Regions from separate parts of the Homo sapiens genome. Here region 1 is linked to region 2. Evidence: chromatin contacts called from ENCODE Hi-C data. All regions are on one chromosome and are shown on one strand. The core of a region is the stretch at or near the end of the contact, and the rest is flanking DNA. Distances in the headings are between cores, read along the strand shown.

Region 1 (3,306 bases), core at 596-3,095, 5.4 Mb after region 2:
GCAGGAAGGGAACCTGGCAGGCCGAAGGACGGCTCCAAGCCCTGGCCGGCCCCTCACTCAGGGCAAGTCTTTGGAAATCAAGGTTAAAGCTCCCCGCTGCTGCCCCGAGGCCCGGGCTTCCGCAGGGCGGCTCACCCGCCTGCAGCAAGAGAGGGAGGGAGGAAGTTGTTGAAGTTTCTCATAAAACTCTGAGTTTCCATGGTGGTAGTGGTGGTAGTGGTGGTAGTGGTGGTAGTGGTGGTTCTTTAATGAGCCGGACCACAACCCCAGACCATATCCTCTTCATAGAAGTTTCCCTCACCAAAGGAAACAGAGAACTAAGATTCCCACCTCCTTCCCCTCCCTTACCCAAGCAAAGCCTTGTCAAATAATTTCAGAAATTGTCCAAAACTGTAAAACTCAACTTCTGACAAAAGTATAGCTTTTAATATTTGACAATTTGTATTAAAACAAAAATGACCTTCTTGGTTAGCAGCGAAGGGAAAAAAATCAATAGTATAATTTTCAATAATTCATAAAGCGAACGCCATTATGGTAAATTTAACTATTAATCTTATCCTTTACAAAGTCTCGATTGATTTGTTAATAAAGTATCTTCCCGTGTGTGGCAACAGCGGGCATAACTCTTTAAAAACCTTCAGAAGCAAGAAAATTACCAAGTAGCCCAAGAATGTAGATGAGAATTTTATTGATCGCCCTGATTCTTCTTAATATGTATTAATAAATTCCACAACCTTTTGTACCTTGCACTTGTCAGAAACCAGTGCTTTTACAAAATCCATAAAAGGAAAACATTTTTCTTTGCAGAAGAACCAAAATGACACCTTTGCATTTCTCTCTGTCCTTCTTGGCCCAGTCAGTTTTCTAAAACTTCTGGATTCTGAGGGTCAGAGTTTCCCCTTTTCTTAAATTATTTTTTCCTTTCTTCCTTCCTGTTTGCCCTCCATTATCAGGGTGTGGGGAGAGAAACCTCTGTTTAGTTCTCCTACAGGGAGCCCGAGGGACGCTTTCGCGGATAGTGAACTGCTGGCAAAGAATTGTCTCTGGGCTGAAAGCTCCCAGAGGTCCGGCCCCGCAGAGGTCAGGGTGTGGTTCCTCTGAGAGCCGAAGCCTCGTGTAGCCCTCCGGGGCGCATAGGAACCCGGAGCCAGGCAGGAGGACCGAGCGGGAGGACAACGCAGGGACCAACCCATCCATGGGGATCCGGGCCCGGCCAGCTGCTTGGCCTCCCGGCCCTCGCGGCCCTTTTTGCCTCCGCCCTCCTAGAGACACCTTGGCCGCTTCTTAGCCCCAAGGGATCTTTCCTTTGGACCCCTGGGGTGGGATGTCTCAGGGCCCGCGGAATCCGACTCACCTTCCCGCTGGGCTGCCCGGGACTAAATTAACCAGCCTGCGCCCCCACCCGCTTGTCCTGGACCCGGCCCTCTTAAGCGCGTTCTGCCTGGTTGTGTGTGGGGGGAATGCTTCTGTGCGCTGGCGCCAGGGCACTCTGGCTTCCCTCCCCGTCCGTGCGTGTCCACTTGGAGGCCCCTAGAGCTGAGACTTTCCTTCCGCCGGTTGGGCCCAGGGGCCGAAGCGGGGGACGCGAGTGGGGCGGGCTGGCCGAGCGAGCCCTGGAGAGGCGGACAGGAGGGCGGCGGAGAGCGCTGGGCCGGTTGTCTCCAGCGCGCACTATCGCGGGCGCGTAGTAGATGTCGCTGTTGTCCGTGCTTACCCGGCCGGCCGGCCAGGCTCTGGAGCACGTGACCCGAGAGGAGGCTGCGGCTCAAGGCCATTTTCAAATCTCATTGGCTTGGTTGTCATGTGGTCGGCAGAGGCATCCACAATTACACGGGGAATGTTTTCCTAGAGATGTCAGCCTACAAAGGACACAATCTCTCTTCTTCAAATTCTTCCCCAAAATGTCCTTTCCCAACAGCTCTCCTGCTGCTAATACTTTTTTAGTAGATTCCTTGATCAGTGCCTGCAGGAGTGACAGTTTTTATTCCAGCAGCGCCAGCATGTACATGCCACCACCTAGCGCAGACATGGGGACCTATGGAATGCAAACCTGTGGACTGCTCCCGTCTCTGGCCAAAAGAGAAGTGAACCACCAAAATATGGGTATGAATGTGCATCCTTATATACCTCAAGTAGACAGTTGGACAGATCCGAACAGATCTTGTCGAATAGAGCAACCTGTTACACAGCAAGTCCCCACTTGCTCCTTCACCACCAACATTAAGGAAGAATCCAATTGCTGCATGTATTCTGATAAGCGCAACAAACTCATTTCGGCCGAGGTCCCTTCGTACCAGAGGCTGGTCCCTGAGTCTTGTCCCGTTGAGAACCCTGAGGTTCCCGTCCCTGGATATTTTAGACTGAGTCAGACCTACGCCACCGGGAAAACCCAAGAGTACAATAATAGCCCCGAAGGCAGCTCCACTGTCATGCTCCAGCTCAACCCTCGTGGCGCGGCCAAGCCGCAGCTCTCCGCTGCCCAGCTGCAGATGGAAAAGAAGATGAACGAGCCCGTGAGCGGCCAGGAGCCCACCAAAGTCTCCCAGGTGGAGAGCCCCGAGGCCAAAGGCGGCCTTCCCGAAGAGAGGAGCTGCCTGGCTGAGGTCTCCGTGTCCAGTCCCGAAGTGCAGGAGAAGGAAAGCAAAGGTCGGTATGAGCAGAGTTGCCACCCCAGCGGGGCGCGCAGCCCGGGAACCCGGCAGAGAGGGAGTGCCGGGGTGCCCAGCGCCGAGCCGGAGCCCGACTTGGCAGGTGCTGCTCCGCCTGGTTTTAGAGGGGTGATCTCAGCCCTGAGATAGTCCCCGCTTCTCCCCTGCTGCCCTGGCCCTCTCCGCCAGTCCTGGCCCCACGCTGATGGCGCCCGGGCAGAGGAAAAGCTTGCCGGTTTTATTTTTCCTGAGCTAGACCTGAACACAACAAAAGAGCGCAAAGGAGACCTGCGGCTCATAAACACGACCACAGAGCCTCTTTTCTCCTGCTCAGATTTGCAGTTCCAGTTTTGCCTTGAGCCCAATGATCATGTTAAGGTGATCCAGGGCACCGTGTTCGTGTTCAAGTGTATGCACCCCGCATCCTGCGAGCTTGGGGGTGGTGAGGGGAAAGAGATGGCTGGGCTGGTTGGTGCTTGAGTTGGGAAACAGGGCTTACTGCCTTTGCTGGGCTAGGTAACCTTGGCTTTGTTTAGGAAAAGTGCTGCAGTCTTTGCAATCCGTCGGCAAAGAGGGCAAAGGCGGAGGGGGAGAGTGGAACCCGCATTGCCCTCCCTGCAAGGCCAGCCTTAGGGCTGGGCTAAGGCAAAGAGCCAGG
Region 2 (3,253 bases), core at 14-2,513:
GGGTCACCCAAGCCCCTGCAAGCGCGACCCTGCCCAGAGCAAAGCACGCCCCGCGCCTGGTGAGGAACTTTTTCTTTCCAAAGGTGGCAGGAACAAGTCTGTACTGACTTTTCTCCCGCCTTCGGGATCCTCTCTCGTATGATTTGTGGTTTGTGGGACCACAACAACCAGGCTTCCTCGACCGCGCCTTTTTTCCAGTAGCTCCTGGTCTGCCAGGCTTGCGAGAGGGCGCGCTGGCTTGGCGGGGCTCCGGGCGAGAAATCACCAGCAGCGCTGGGGCTTTCGGCCCCCCACAGCCCAGCCCGGGCCTCCTGGGTGGCCTGGGGAGAAGGGGGCGGGACAGCACAGCTTCTTCCCCTCGGGTGGGCATGACGGGTCGCCTTGGGTGTCCTGCCGAGCTCAGCTTTGAGGGTATGCGCGGCGCGGGTGTTTTTCCCAGGTCCACTCTGCAAAAGTTGTGGCCTGAGGAAAACTTCCAGGTCGCCAGCAGGAACGTCACAGGAGAGCCCCGGTCGCTCGTCAGGCGGGCGGCCCTGGAGCGTGCGCGCCACCCAACGCCGCGCTGGGCGGCCGCCCGGCCCCGCCCCAGGTCACAGCCCTGCCCTCGGCCCCACCGCGGCGGGCGGGGGACACGCGGCGGGCCGGGCGCTGTCGGTCCCACGCCCCACCGGGGATCTCGCTTGGGTCCGCTGTGTGCGCGGGCGGGTGCGTGTGCGGCGAGGGTGCAGGGTGTGCAAGTAAATACAGGGGAGAGTTACACTCTTTGCCGTCTCAAAGTCCGGCGCCTGGAAGCCGAAGGCAGATTTTTCCAGAGATAACAAAGACACTTTGTCACTTTGGGCGCTGCGTCGGTGCAAATCTTTAATTGCAAGTGTGTGTGTGTGTGTGTGTGTGTATGTTGGGGGGGGCGGGAAGAGTGTCTCGAGCAACCCAAGCGCGGGTCTCCAGGCGGCAAGGCCCCCTTTGATCAGGAAAATCCAATTATTTGTGTATATACATTTCCCACATAGTGATTACTTCATTAATTGTCCCGCCTTTATCTCCTCCCTTCCCATCCCCCCTAATAATCAGTTCTTTTATCCAGACCAACAAACACACCATAGGAGCTTTGTGGATTCAAAGGATTTGCTTTCGCTTCTGAAAGAGCCGCTATTCTTTGATGATTGGGTAGCGGCAAACTTCAAAGCCATAAATCTTCCCTCTGACTGGCTGGCGGCCCAGCAAAGTCCTTATCAAATTCTTGGAGGTGATCCTGAAGCGCTCAGACCGCGCGCGGGGCGAGCGAGCGGGGCGCGGCGAGGGGCAAGGGCGGGGAGGGCCCCGGCGCTCAGAGCAGGCGCCAGGGAGGCAGGCTGGGCGGCCCTTCGTCCTCGCCTTCGGGTGTCCATGCCTCGGCGGCGGCGTCCCGCTCCGCAGCCAGGGGCCTGCAAGCCGTAGCCATGGCCGCGGTGGCCGTCCTCCGGAACGACTCGCTGCAGGCCTTTCTCCAGGTCAGGGCCGAGCCCGGAGGGGGCGGGAGAAAGGTGGAAAGGGCCGTGTCCGGATCTCTCCTGGTACTCCGTGCACCTTGAACCTCAAAGGGAACCCCGCCGATGGGTGCAGCTGGAGCCAGGCCTAGGGGTGCCCACGCCAACTTCACACCTAATCCGGTGTGGCCTTTGCTGGAGGGACGCGTGGATCCGGGATTGTTCGGAGGTGCCCGGCTGGCCGAGAACAGGACCGGAGCTCACCCTGCTGGGCCCTCCTGCTGATTTCAGCCTGGGGCGGGCCAGGGAGGAGCGCGAAGGCAGTGAGGACAAGAGAGCTTAAAAGATGGGAGGGAGAGCGGCCGGCCGGCGGGGTTGTGGGTGTTTCCCGACTCTTACTGACCACGGAGCCGGGAGGGGCCCGTCGGATGCCTCCCCCTCCCACTTCGCGCCTGCTTCCTCTAAGGCTGGATGGCGTCTCAGTGCACCAAGTAGTTTAGCAAGAAGCGCTCGCGGGCCCCACGTTCAGGTAGCGCAGGCACCAAAAGTTTCCCTCGGCCGGTGGGTGCGTGCGTGGGGTGCGGTGGCGGGGGAGGGACGGCCGGGACGGAGGAGGGGCGGCGGTATAATAGCGGGCGTGGGGGCGGCGGGCTGGCCCGGAGTCCGCGCTTGGAGCTAACCTTTTGTCTCTTCTCCGCCCTCCCTCGCCGCCTATGCAGGACCGCACCCCCAGCGCCTCCCCGGACCTGGGCAAGCACTCGCCCCTGGCATTGCTGGCCGCCACCTGTAGCCGCATCGGCCAGCCGGGCGCGGCGGCGCCCCCGGACTTCCTGCAGGTGCCCTACGACCCCGCGCTGGGCTCACCCTCCAGGCTCTTCCACCCGTGGACCGCCGACATGCCGGCGCACTCGCCAGGCGCACTGCCGCCCCCGCATCCCAGCTTGGGGCTGACGCCGCAGAAGACGCACCTGCAGCCGTCCTTCGGGGCTGCGCACGAGCTTCCCCTTACACCCCCCGCCGACCCCTCGTACCCCTACGAGTTCTCGCCGGTCAAGATGCTGCCCTCGAGCATGGCGGCTCTGCCCGCCAGCTGCGCGCCCGCCTACGTGCCCTACGCGGCGCAGGCCGCGCTGCCGCCAGGCTACTCCAACCTGCTGCCTCCGCCGCCGCCACCGCCCCCGCCGCCCACCTGCCGCCAGTTGTCACCCAACCCGGCCCCCGACGACCTCCCGTGGTGGAGCATCCCGCAGGCGGGCGCCGGGCCGGGGGCCTCCGGGGTTCCGGGAAGCGGCCTCTCCGGCGCCTGTGCCGGGGCCCCCCACGCGCCCCGCTTCCCCGCCTCTGCGGCCGCTGCTGCTGCGGCCGCCGCCGCCCTACAAAGAGGCCTGGTGTTGGGCCCGTCGGACTTTGCGCAGTACCAGAGCCAGATCGCCGCGCTGCTGCAGACCAAGGCCCCCCTGGCGGCCACGGCCAGGAGGTGCCGCCGCTGCCGCTGTCCCAACTGCCAGGCGGCGGGCGGCGCCCCCGAGGCGGAGCCGGGGAAGAAGAAGCAGCACGTGTGCCACGTGCCGGGCTGCGGCAAGGTGTACGGGAAGACGTCGCACCTGAAGGCGCACCTGCGCTGGCACACGGGCGAGCGACCCTTCGTGTGCAACTGGCTCTTCTGCGGGAAGAGCTTCACGCGCTCGGACGAGCTGCAGCGGCACCTGCGGACTCACACGGGCGAGAAGCGCTTTGCCTGTCCCGAGTGCGGCAAGCGCTTCATGCGCAGCGACCACCTCGCGAAG

What was found. Hi-C counts contacts between places; a loop is a spot of excess contacts on that map. Pooled maps may share reads with other maps.
Region 1: a pooled map shows a loop between it and region 2 (10-fold over the local background). The contact joins the promoter of HOXD10 here to the promoter of SP5 in region 2. A Hi-C loop is called at or near these places in 3 of 50 pooled maps.

What each region holds. Positions count from the first base shown.
Region 1 is chr2:176,114,933-176,118,238 of GRCh38, forward strand. It overlaps HOXD10 (homeobox D10), which reads left to right and starts at 1,846. Exons shown (of 2, transcript NM_002148.4): 1 at 1,846-2,646. The coding sequence starts at 1,902. It also overlaps a transcript of HOXD11 not described here. RefSeq lists an enhancer at 740-1,412.
Region 2 is chr2:170,714,074-170,717,326 of GRCh38, forward strand. SP5 (Sp5 transcription factor) reads left to right here and starts at 1,264. Exons shown (of 2, transcript NM_001003845.3): 1 at 1,264-1,490; 2 at 2,186-3,253. The coding sequence starts at 1,440. The region is part of intron 5 of ERICH2-DT (ERICH2 divergent transcript); the gene reads right to left. It overlaps LINC01124 (long intergenic non-protein coding RNA 1124), which reads right to left and starts at 494. Exons shown (of 1, transcript NR_027433.1): 1 at 1-494. RefSeq lists a silencer at 581-630 and enhancers at 848-1,637, 1,638-2,425, 2,426-3,215.